Linked DNA regions of Homo sapiens: region 2 is linked to region 1. Evidence: chromatin contacts called from ENCODE Hi-C or POLR2A ChIA-PET data. All regions are on one chromosome and are shown on one strand. The core of a region is the stretch at or near the end of the contact, and the rest is flanking DNA. Distances in the headings are between cores, read along the strand shown. Region 1 overlaps ASPSCR1 (ASPSCR1 tether for SLC2A4, UBX domain containing). Region 2 holds the start of GPS1 (G protein pathway suppressor 1).

Region 1 (6,857 bases), core at 1,880-4,379:
CAACAGAGCGAGACTCTGTCTCAAAAAAAAAAAAAAAAGAAACAACAGAAGTGGCTGGGCGTGATGGCTCACGCCTGTAATTCCAACCCTTTGGGAGGCCGAGGTGGGTGGATCACCTGAGGTCAGGAGTTCGAGACCAGCCTGGCCAACATGGTGAAAACCCATCTCTACTAAAAATACAAAAATTAGCTGGGCGCAATGGCTCATGCTTGTAGTCCCAGCTACTCAGGAGGCAGGAGAATCACTTGAACCCGGGAGGCGGAGGTTGTAGTGAGCTGAGATTGCGCCACTGCACTCCAGCCTGGGTGACAAAGCAGGACTCCGTCTCAAAAAAAAAAAAAAAAACAAGAGCAAGTGGGGCAGCTCTTTCGAGACACCAGGGACAGCAGGAGGTGGTGGGGCCGTTGGTGGTAAAGCCCGGAGCCCCCAGCCTGCGGCCCTGGTCTGTGTGGCAGTGTGGGTCTGTCTGCGGGTGTGTCTGCACGTACACCTCATTTGATGAACACTCACACCTGTGGTGGAGAGTGATTTGTGGCTGACTGTTGTTGCTGGTGAATATGCTGTGGACATCTTCCTGAAGGGTCCCGCACCTGTCACTCCTCACAGCCATGCTCTTCCGTCGTGTGGGTGTCATGTGGGTGTTGCGGGGCATCTGGCTGTGTCTCAGGGCATCCCGGGCAGGGTTGCAGCAGAGTGTGCAGCTGGAGGCCTTTGCACCTGGTCACCCACCCCAGCTTCTCCTGTGGGCTAAATTCCAGAGGTGGAATTTAAGATAGGGCTTCTTCACATTTCATTTCCAGGCCGGGCATGGCGGCTCTCACCTGTAATCCCAGCACTTTGGGAGGCTGAGGCAGATGGATCACCTGAGGTCAGGAGTTTGAGACCAGCCTGGCCAACATGGTGAAACCCCGTCTCTACTAAAAATACAAAAAGCAGCTGGGTGTGGTGGTGAGGGCCTGTAATCCCAGCTACTTGGGAGGCTGAGGCAGGAGAATCACTTGAACTCAGGAGGTGGAGGTTGCAGTGAGCCGACATCACACCACTGCATTCCAGCCTGGGCGACAGAGCAAGACTCTGTCTCAGAAATAAATATTAAATAAATTTCTAAAAGCTCAGACCCAAGCTTTGTCCCAGAAGCTGGAGTTTGCTAACCATGGAGCAGGATATGGACGAGGTTTCATAGTGGGTGGCGTTGCCAGCCCCACGGTGAGGGTGGAGTGCCTGGTGGGCTCTCTGCTGGGAGCTGGTCCCCAGCAGGTCTGCATGAGGGAGGGAGGCTCTCGTGCCTAGTGTCCCTGCACTGGCCCAGGAGGCTTGGGGAGGCCTTGGGAAGTCCAGGTGTCCGCAGAGTGGGACGGGCGGGAAGCTGATGTTTCTTCTTTCATGTGTTTCGGAGGAGGTCTGAGTCCAGGGACAGTGTAGGCGCTGTGCTTCGAAGGGGCGTTCTGAGGCTGGGGGCTGCAGGCCTGTAGCGTGCCCAGGAGTTGCCCTGGGACAGAGCCTGCTTTGTGTATTTGGGGACCCCTGGGTGATTTCCTTGGATGGACACTGCCACGTGTTTGAAACGTTGCAGCTCCACTGCGAGGGTGTCACTGTAGCACGCAGCCCTGGCCCGACCAGCGTCTCAAGCAGCAGGGGCCTCAGGGATACCAGCGAGCCACACGTCGGCCATGGAGGTGACTCACATTTTCTTTTCTTTCACCCAGGCTGGAGTGCAGTGGTGCGATCTTGGCTCACTGCAACCTCCGCCTCCCGGGTTCAAGCAATTCTCCTGCCTCAGCCACCTGAGTAGCTGGGATTACTGGCGCACGCCATCACGCCTGGCTAATTTTTGTATTTTTTTTAGTAGAGACAGGGTTTCACCATGTTGGCCAGGCTGGTCAGGTGATCAGCCCGCCTCGGCCTCCCAAAGTGCTGAGATTACAGGCGTGAGCCACCACACCTGGCCAATCACTCACTTTTTCTTGTAACCGCATTAAAGAAGAAATAAAAACAGGTGTCATTAATTTTAGTAATACGTGTAGTTAACTCAGTATACCCAAAATACGACTTCCTGGACACGTAGTCAGTAGAAAAGTGAGCCGTCTCATGCTCTTGTTGTGCAGAGTCCTTGAGACCTGCATGTATGGTGCACTTGGAGCATCTCGGTCTGGGCCGGGTCCTCGTGGACTGGGCGCTCTCCACTCTGCTTCTCAGGCTCTGCTGCAGGGAGGGCGTCAGGAGACAGAGGCTGCACACTGCTGGCTTCGAGCTTTCCCATTTTCCCTATAGTCTGAAGGTTCTGCCCAGCACAGAGGGGTGTGAACAGCCACGCCGAGCTCTGGGGGACACTGCTCTCCGCCTGCCTGGTGGGCCTGTGTCTGAGTTTGGGATCTTCCACGCCGAGCTCTGGGGGACACTGCTCTCTGCCTGCCTGGTGGGCCTGTGTCTGAGTTTGGGATCTTCCACGCCGAGCTCTGGGGGACACTGCTCTCTGCCTGCCTGGTGGGCCTGTGTCTAGTTTGAGATCTTTATTACGGGGAGTGTGCCTTCCGTGATAGGAGACGCATGAGATGGAAATGAGGATTTCATGGCCTACGGGCCCTGGGGGTACACGGCCCTCCTGGAGGCACCCGGAGGAGGAAAGGGAGTACCTTTCTGACCAGCATCTTTGCTGGGGTACAGATTGTTATGCTAACGGGTTTCCTATGAGGAGTTTCTCTCCATGGGTTTAGAGCCAGCAGGCACTAGCCCCAGGAGGTCATACTGTGACTCGGGGGATACTGTAGCACGTCTGGGCAGTCCACGAGGGCAGGCGGGCGAGTCCCGTAGTTTGAATCCCACGTCCCGTAAGGACCTAGTTGCCAAGTGGTGAAAGGCAGGGGTGTGGATGGACCATGCTGAGCTGCTGGGAGCAGGAAGAGAACCGGGGACTGTTGTGGGTGACCGAGACCTGCCGTGGAACGATGCCAAGGGTGAGCCGTGGGAACTCACACAGCAGCTGAGCCGCTTTCCATCTGAAGACCGTGAGGGAGCAGGGTGGGCTTTCTGTAAATCAGATTCATGAGCTCAGCCATGGAGGGGATTTGTCCTCTCTCAGAGGTGCCCCCGGGCTGTGCTGGCGTGGGCACCCCAGGTGGGAGTGGCCCCCAGTGTGCCCGGCCCCTGGCTGGATCTCTTCCCAGGCCCCCAGCCCTCTGCTCCCAGCCTTGACTCAGTGCTTGGGGGCTGGCTGAGTGCATCTCAGCCTGTTCCTCCTTCTGTAGGTAAAGCCGTGGCTCCGGGAAAGCTGGGTGATTTCTGCAGCCCTCTGGGTGTGCTGGGGTGTAGGGATGGGCTGCTGGTGAGGACAGGGCTCTGCCAGGTGGAGCACTGGCCTGTGGCCACACTCAGGGTGGGTCTGTGCATGCTGCTGGGCCAGCTCAGAGCTCTGCGGCCCGTCCCTGTCCATCCCTGCCCGTCCCTGTTCATCCCTGTCCGTCCTTGTCCATTCCTGTCCATCCCTGTCCATCCTTGTCCATCCCTGTCTGGACCTGGCTGGGTTGAGAAGGCCGGAGCCTGCCCCAGGCTCTCCCAGGCTCTGTCTAGCCGCTTGGCGGCTGGGCTGTCATGTGGTGGGTGATGCCCTCTGCGGGCCTCCCTGAGCCCAGTGGCTCCTGGCCTGCAGCCACAGCTTCTGTTCCCGGCAGGGCGCATGCTGCTGCCTGGGCTCTCGTCAGCACCTGTGTTTGCGCCCGGCTTTGTCATACCCAGACAGGACATGAACACAGAGAGCTCTAGACTCACTGCCTTGTCCCCAGCACACAGCCGCGCCTTGCCGGAGCGGGGCCCCAGCGGGGCGGGGTTTGTGGTGCATAAAGAATATGCCCTCGAAGCCAGCAGCAGAGGCGTGTCTGCCCTCCTGGCCGTCCCGCTGGCTTCTGGCCCTGGCCGGGTGGGGAGCTCTGCTGGCTGGAGAGTGTGTGAGAGTGTGCCAGTACCCTGCTGCGAGCAGGCACCCGCGGAAGCGCCCCAAAGCACTTCTTGCATTTCTGGCTTCGGAGCATGGTGTCTGGTGGCTTGGCCTGGCCTGGGGTCCCCGGGAGGCCCTGGGTCTTGCCCCTGCGGACATTGGGACTTGCAGAGGTCTGCGTGGGGGAGGGGGAGTAGGGGCTGTGTCTCCTCGGGCGCTGGAATTTCCCCCGGGCCCTGGCGTCCTGCACACTGGGCCGGCGTAGAAGGTCTGGAACCGATTGCCCACCACCCCTCCCTGAGATCCCGCATGAGGGAGGGAATCTGATCCCTCTGGAGGAGCCGCACATCAAAGCCGGGCTGGCGTTTGATGTCACGCTGCTGTGCTCTGTCCCTGTTTGTGATTTGAGGTCCCCAAGCTGGCGGTCAGTGCCGGGGAAGGACTGTGAGTTGGGACTCTGGCCACCCCTCAGCCCAGGCCTCCCCAGCCGTAGAGAAGTGGCCTCATGACCATCTCCGGACCCCTGGCCATCTGTGTCATGCTGGGGAGCGGGGACCCTGGGCCCTCCCTGTCCCCCTTCCTGGCCCTGGGGGCTGTGCTTCCTTGAGGCCTCTCTCTGCCTCTGTCCGGGTTCTGCTCCGGCGCATTTTGAGGCCTTGTGTTTTCCTGAGCCCTGCGTCTCGGGGCCTCTGGGCCGAGTCTCCAGCCATTTGGAGGGAAGGCAAATCCAAGGCCCTTTGTTGGCTGCTCTGTGGGACGGGAGCTTAGGGAGTGTGTCCCAGCCTGTGCGCAGAGGACACCCGCCGTGTGTGTGGTGCGCACGTGCTCCACAGGCTAGAGGCCCTTGGGGAAGGGGCTCCCCTGTAGGCAGTGGACCCAGGGAGACCATGGGGCTAAGTCCACGACCCTGTGGGGCCTCTGCAGCCAGACCAGGCTGTCAGAGTCGGGGCCTGGGTGGGAAAGGGATGCCCCTCCCCCAGGATTGAGGACGTGAAAAATAAAGGCCACGAAACAAAAGAAAACACGTCAAACCCACACACGTGGCCGAGTCCCCAGGTGTCGGGGCTGGGCCTGTCCTGGGTGTGGCACCTTGGGCTTTTCTGCTTGGTCTGTTCTCATTTCAGGGAGGCAAGTCCTGCCCTTTTTTTTGTTTTGTTTTGTTTTGTTTGTGTTTGAGACGGAGTCTCGCTCTGTCGCCCAGGCTGGAGTGCAGTGGCGCGATCTCGGCTCACTGCAAGCTCCACCTCCTGGGTTCACGCCATTCTCCTGCCTCAGCCTCCCGAGTAGCTGGGACCACAGGCGCCCGCCACCACGCCTGGCTAATTTTTTGTATTTTTAGTAGAGACGGGGTTTCATTGTGTTAGCCAGGATGGTCTCGATCTCCTGACCTCGTGATCCGCCCATCTCGGCCTCCCAAAGTGCTGGGATTACAGGCGTGAGCCACCGCGCCCGGCTGAGTCCTGCTCTTTCAAGTAGGTCAGCAGATCCCAGGGTCGGGGCACGGTGAGTGCACAGTGGACCCCTGCGGCCCTGTAAGCACACAGGTGGGTTCAGGCGGAGGCCGAGAGTTCCTGTCCCAGCATCCCGCTCTGTGCATGGATGTGCACGTATGTCTCGACCTGGACACTGCAGCACCCTGCCCTCTGACCCTCCCAGTACCCCCCATCCCGGAGGGTTGCTGCAAGCAGTTTCCAGCCCAGCTGTTACCTAATCTTTATCCCCTGTGTTCTGGTCACCAGCTCAGCCTGTGTCTTCCTGTCCCACCTGAGCCCTTGCAAGGCACACTGGCCATAGGGCCTGGCAGGGCACCTGCATGACCTGAGGCCGGCCCTGGCCTCCCCTTTGCCTAGGCTCTGGCCATCTGCCCCCTCCTCTCGGATTCCCCTCCCTGGAGAGGGACTGATGAGGGGCATCTGCAAGGAAGGCCTGAGAAGGGCTTTTGTTTTTCTCAGTGGGGAGGATTTCACGGTGGGGAGTTGGAAACGCAGAGGCAAGCCCGCCTCATGCAGCAGGTGCCACCAGCAGTTCACATGCTCTGGGGCTGGATGTGACGGCATGTGCCCGTCTCCCGGGCTGCCATGCACATCAGGCATGTGTGGGAGGCGTGCTGCATATACCTGCCCACCCATGCACGGGTCCAGCTGTGCCTCCTGCGGGGCGAGGCTCAGAAAGACACTGGTGGCAGAGTCCGACATGGACTTATAAGCACGGCCTCCCCGGCCACAGGCAAGCGGGCGTGAGCGGAGTGCAGCGCCCCTCCCTCCATGCTTCGGTGACATCAGGCGTCGGCTTTGAAGGAGGACATCAGGCGGTGGAGACAGGGGCACCTCCTCTTAGTGGGCGGCTTAAGATGAAAGCCCAGACGTCGGTACCCTGACTCTCAGGCTCCTGAGTACAGGTGTCCGTGAGCCGCATTCCGGAGCCAGTGCTGCTCGCCCCTCCTGTGCGGTCCCTGGGCCCTGCCGGCAGCTCCACGTCCTGCCAGCGGCCCCGAGACTGGAGGTCTCGGGGGGAGCCCCCAGGCCACGCACCACAGGCCAGGGTCCTTGGGAGCGCCCCCGGCTGTCAGGTGCCTCCTTTTGGTGGTTGTGGGGCGCAGTGGGGCTGAGGTCTGTGGCCTGGGCCTGGGCCTGGGACGCTGTCCTGGGTGGGTGCTGGGTGAGGGCCCCACACCTTTGCTTTCCGAGTCTCCTGCCCCAGGGCCTCCGTGGCACTGGTTGAGCTGCCCTGGGGTACCTGATGGTTTCTTTCCTCTCCTCCCAGGGAGTGCCTGCAGCACCCCGGCGGGGCCACCCCAGTCTGCGTGTACACGAGGGATGAGGTAGGCGGCCTGCTCTTGCTCACCCAGTCCCCGCTCACTTTCAGCCCACTTTCCAACTGGAAAATCTGCTGTCCCGCAGCCGTCTCCAGGGCAGTGGCGGGAGAC
Region 2 (4,789 bases), core at 1,067-3,566, 61 kb after region 1:
CTCAGCCGGGCATCGGGCCGGGGCAGTGGGGCCCCTGGGGGAGTCAGGGCGGGGCAAAGCCCAGGTGGCAGAGGCACCCAGAGTGGCGCCTGTACCTGCTGGAGCAGGGTGTCGGGCGGCAGCCTCTGCAGGTTCTCCAGGTGAGAGTGGAAGAGGGGGCTGTGCAGCAGGCGGGCGCCCAGGAGCCCCTCCACGATGTAGCCAACTGTGCAGTCATCCGGCAGCCGCACCTGCTCAGCTGTGCTCATGAAGCTGCCCAGGCTGGGGGGAGGCCGGTCAGCACCTTTCAGGTCTCAGCCTCCGCCTCCCAGCCCGGGCAGCTGGACCCCCACTCACCTGGCCCATGGGCTCATCTTGAGGGCAAGGCCTCTGCTGAGGCAGAACCCGGCCCCACCAGTAGCAAACCAGAACTTGACCGTGGTCACCTGAAGATGGGGTGGTGGTCAGAGCTGCCCAGGACAGGGCTTCTCACCCCTGACTCTTCATGGGACTCCCCAGGCATCTTTCTTAAGCTGCCCCTTAGGAGATCCCACCCAGGTAACAGAAGCTTCTTGGAGCAAAAAGAGCCGGGGGCTTCTGCAGGCCATTGACCCGTAGCCTCCAGACCCTCCCCACCTGGCCCAGACACCCCCTCTCTGCCCAGTACGGTGAGGGCCTCCTGGCCTGCTCCTGAAACACCACATGCAAACCACCTGGGTGGATCAGCTTGGGCCCCCAACCCTATGCCCTTCTCAAGCCAGCTTTCCACGCCCTCTGCTGTGCCTCCCGGGCTGGTGTCAAGGAAGGCGTCTGCTCCGATGGCGTCTGCTCCGACACTCACAGTTCTGCCACCCTGGACCCTCTCGGTGGCCTCAATGGGGTGGTCCAGGCTGGGCCGCCCCAGGTAGACGTCCTGGCTGGGTGAGAAGCTGGAGAGCAGGTGCAGGAGGCTCCTGGCGTTCACATAATTGTCATCATCCACGTGGCAAAACCACCTGTGGGCGAGGGGAGTCCTGGGCACGAGGGCCTGGCATGGCTGGACAGGAGGCCCCCACCCAGCTTGGCTCTGAGCTCTCTGCGGGTCGGGTCAGCGCCGCGTACTTGCGCCCGGACTCAATGAACTTGTCATACTCCACGGACATCTTGCAGCAGAGGGCCTGACGAGTGCGCACCGCCGAGCAGTTGGTGTTGATGACACGGTCGCCTGCGAATCAGAGACGGGAAGCACGCACGTAGAGGATGGCACTGGGGTTGGGGTAAGGCCTGTGCCCCACCTGCCCCCAAGGGCCAGGGCACAACGTGGCTGTCTGACATGCCTGGACACCTTGCCTGGGTCCAACCACAGCCCTAGCCCTCACGCGCTGACCCTGCTGGTGCCACCGAGGCTGAAGCAGGCGGCCATCGGTTGGGATCTCTTGAGTGGAAACAGGACGGAGGCAGCTCGCCCTGACCTGGCCTGGAAGGGCGGATTCCCTGCTGGCGCTTCTTCAGGGGACGTGGCACTAGCCCCACGCCCCGGGAAGCGGCTAGTGTGAGAGGCTGGTGGGGAGCAGAGCTTGGCTGGCAGGGTGGGCCCTCCGCAGGCCGCGTGACCTGGGCAGCGTCGGGGCCTCCCCGGGCCTCGGGAGCCTGGGCAGAGAAAGGCACCCACAGCAGCGAAGGGGCCGTGGCTTCGGAGCGAGAAAGGCTCGGGGGGCAGATCCCGCGGGCGCCGGGGAGTGGGGGACACTCACCGCCCTGGAGCTCGAGCTCAGGGTCGTCCCCGTCGGTGAAGATAAACGTCTGGGGGAGAAACAATCTATGAGGCTTCTGGGGCGCTGCCCAGGCCGGAGACCGACCCGCCCCGCGCGGAGCCTCCGGGGGCCTGGGCCGGGCCTAGACCCTGGGAGGCGGGGCGGGTGGGCGTGGGGCTCGCCGTCGGGGTCGGGGTCCGGCGCACCTGCTGGCGGGCCCGGGAGATCCAGGTGCGCAGCAGCAGCCGCAGGCGCGGCCCGTGGTTCTTCCGGGTGGTCTTGACGGCGATGAAGACGTCGTCAGGCCGCAGGCTGGGGGCAGCGGGCCGGGACGGGGGCGCGCGCGGGGCCGGGGCGGGGGTCCGGGCCGGGGCGGGCGCGCGGGGCAGCGGCAGCGGCAGTAACAGCAGCGCGGCCAGGGCCGCGGCCAGCGCGAGGCAGGCCCGGCACAGCGCCCCACGCGCGCGGCTCATGCGGCCGCCGGGACCCCCGGCGCTGCGAGCGGAGAACCTGGCCGGAGCCGTGGGTGGGCGGCGGCCCCTTTAAGAACGCAGCGGCCCCGCCCCGCCCCGCGCCCCGGAAGCGACGGCTTCGCTGCCCCGGAAGTGGACGGCACGCCGCGGCGGGGTGGGTGCAAGATGCCGCTGCCGGTTCAGGTGTTTAACTTGCAGGTAACGAGCCGAGGCCGCCCCGGGCCTCCGCGCCCCCGCGCCCCCCGCCACTGGGGCCGGGCTGAGGTCGAGCAGGGGCGCGGGGCCTGCGCCAGGAGTCGGTCGGGCACGCTCCGTGCCGGGCCTCCGCGGGCAGCGCGCGTCGGGGGCTGCAGGGCCGAGGGCGCGTCTCCGCCGTGGCTGCGCGCTGCGATCGGGGGCCGCCGGGCCGCGCCCGCCCCGCCTCCCCTCCCAGCAGCTCACGGGAGAGGTTCCCGGCCGCCCCGACGCTAACGCTCTTTCTCCCTTCAGCAGCCAGCCAGCTCTGTGTCAGGGTCGGGGGGTGCAGAAAGTCAGGACAGAATGAGGGATAGCTCGGCCCCCAGCTCGGCCTCCTCGTCAGTGACAGATCTGTACTGCACCCCTCACAGCAGTAGGTCAGACCTCGTCCTGCCCGGCACGGCCGGGGACTTCAGCCTGAGCGCCAGCCTGTCGGCCTGTACGCTGCTCTACGAGGTACCTTCCAGGACAGGGACCCCCGAGCGAGGGAGGGGGGAGCAGGGCCCCGGCCGCCCCTGCTGTGGCTGGGCCCCTGCTGCTCTGCTGGCCGAGGACAGGGACTCAGTGCCAAGCGCAGGAGGGGAGGGAGCCCCGGTGGGCCCGGGGCCTGCGGAGGGAGCCGAGCTCTTGGTGCTTTTCCCGAAGGAGCGCGGGAGGCCCACGGGTCCGGCGAGTGCCCGGCATGGCGGCTTTTCCAGCCTGCTTTGTGTTAAGCCGAGGTCCTGGCTTCTCTGTGTCTCCCAGCTGGGGGCCATGAGGCTCCCTGAGATGACTCTTTTCCCCTTCTCCCAACTCCGTGGCGTGACTCTCAGCCCAGTATTGCTGCTCCGCTGCTCAGGACAGATTCCGGGGGCTGGTCCTCCTGCCTCCTGGGGTTGAGGTGGCGTCCCGTTCTTCTCCGTGGCTTGGAGGAAACTACATCAGGATGGTGGCTGGGAACGTGTAGGGGCCCTCAGAGGCCCCTGTGTAGTTGGTTGTCCCCTGTCTGCTTTCTGGCTTTCAGAGATGAGCGGCTAGAATCAGGCGAGGGGTTTCTGCTTCTGAGCCTTAGAGTCTTGTGAGGAGACCCCTCCCTGATGTGGTGGCACAGGAGCCTGGGTGGGGGCGGGGGTGACTGGGAGGGCACACCTGGGGGACAGCAGCGGCGGGAGTGTGGTCCGACTGGCCTGGAAGATCTTGGGCAGAGCTGACCTCAGAGAACAGTGCGGGTCTCTCGCCCTCCTGGGGCAGTCCCCAGGACGAGGTGCCAGGTGCCTGGCCCATGTTGCAGGGGGCCGTGGAGCCCATGCAGATCGACGTGGACCCCCAGGAAGACCCGCAGAATGCACCTGACGTCAACTACGTGGTGGAGAACCCCAGCCTGGTACGGAGCCCAGTGGGGGGACCTTGGGTGTCTCAGTCCTGCTGAGGGGTCCAGGGCACACTCCCCGCTGCAGCCTGCACAGCAGGTAGAATGATCCTCCTCAGTGATCGCTGTCGTCTTTTTCTGACCCCGAAACCATCAGCGTTTCTGATTGCGCACTCACATGAGGCTTGTAGCTCAGCTTCAGATGCTGCTCATGGAGAAGCCAGGGCAGGTCTCCTCCCCGCTCAGCCTAGCGACCAGCAGTCACTAGTGGGTGTCTATCCCCGAAAGCCCCCGGGTGCAGGGTCCCACTCCTGAGGCTCCTGCGCCAGGCCCACCCCAGCGGTCTTCGTAGCTCCTGGGACAGCAGTCAGTCTCGTACCCCCATGCCCGGTTCTGGTTATGGGCCCAGGGCGACATTCTGGCTAGGACAGTCAGGCCCCAACTCCTGACCCTCAGGGCCTGGGGCCAGGGTCCTGCCTCCCATCCTGCCTGACTCTTGTCTGTGCCTGCTCCCAGGATCTGGAACAGTACGCGGCCAGCTACAGCGGCCTGATGCGCATCGAACGGCTGCAGTTCATTGCTGATCACTGCCCCACGCTGCGGGTGGAGGCCCTGAAGATGGCCCTCTCCTTCGTGCAGAGAACCTTTAACGTGGACATGTACGAGGAGATCCACCGCAAGCTCTCAGAGGCCACCAGGTGAGGCCAGGGGCTTGGCGAGAGGAAGCAGAGGCCACCAAGGGAGCGCGGGTGTCTGGGACTGGGCCCCCTTCCTGTGCCCTGCATCTCCCACCCCTGTGCTGGGAAGTCGGGCGGGTAGAGCTCTCGCTCTCTTTTGGCCAGCAGTGGAAGTGCCCTGTGTGTGTGTGGCTTCTGTGTGTGTGCATGCAGGGCTTTGATTCCAAGGGGAGCTGTTGGAGACTGTGGCTCAGGGGCCGCCTCCCTGCTGGTTTCCCCACCCGGCTGTAGGCTCCTGGGGCAGCAGTTCTCTCTGTGGCCCTGGTGCAGACTGGTCCCTAG

Evidence for each region. Hi-C counts contacts between places; a loop is a spot of excess contacts on that map. ChIA-PET counts read pairs that join two places held with the same protein, here RNA polymerase II (POLR2A). Pooled maps may share reads with other maps.
Region 2: a loop to region 1 is called in a map of ovary, with 2.7 times the contacts of the local background. The contact joins the promoter of GPS1 here to the enhancer-like site in region 1. A Hi-C loop is called at or near these places in 1 of 168 maps with a recorded cell type or tissue (ovary) and 2 of 50 pooled maps. POLR2A ChIA-PET finds 5 or more read pairs at or near these places in 3 of 52 experiments (H1, HepG2 and activated CD8-positive, alpha-beta T cell).

What each region holds. Positions count from the first base shown.
Region 1 is chr17:81,988,127-81,994,983 of GRCh38, forward strand. It overlaps ASPSCR1 (ASPSCR1 tether for SLC2A4, UBX domain containing), which reads left to right. Exons shown (of 16, transcript NM_024083.4): 5 at 6,695-6,752. Among named protein-coding and RNA genes, the nearest start is that of ASPSCR1, 14 kb to the left of the region's middle. RefSeq lists enhancers at 1,641-2,350, 3,061-3,768, 5,897-6,604. Within about 2 kb of position 3,130, at least 20 of the 41 ENCODE cell types and tissues checked have a DNase peak (open chromatin) inside an H3K27ac peak, as active enhancers do.
Region 2 is chr17:82,049,582-82,054,370 of GRCh38, forward strand. GPS1 (G protein pathway suppressor 1) reads left to right here and starts at 2,317. Exons shown (of 13, transcript NM_001321092.3): 1 at 2,317-2,383; 2 at 3,693-3,785; 3 at 4,287-4,468. The coding sequence starts at 2,351. It overlaps RFNG (RFNG O-fucosylpeptide 3-beta-N-acetylglucosaminyltransferase), which reads right to left and starts at 2,230. Exons shown (of 8, transcript NM_002917.2): 1 at 1,919-2,230; 2 at 1,713-1,761; 3 at 1,081-1,183; 4 at 821-974; 5 at 337-425; 6 at 96-261. The coding sequence starts at 2,185. RefSeq lists silencers at 1,765-1,914, 2,185-2,434, 2,495-2,624 and an enhancer at 1,875-2,544.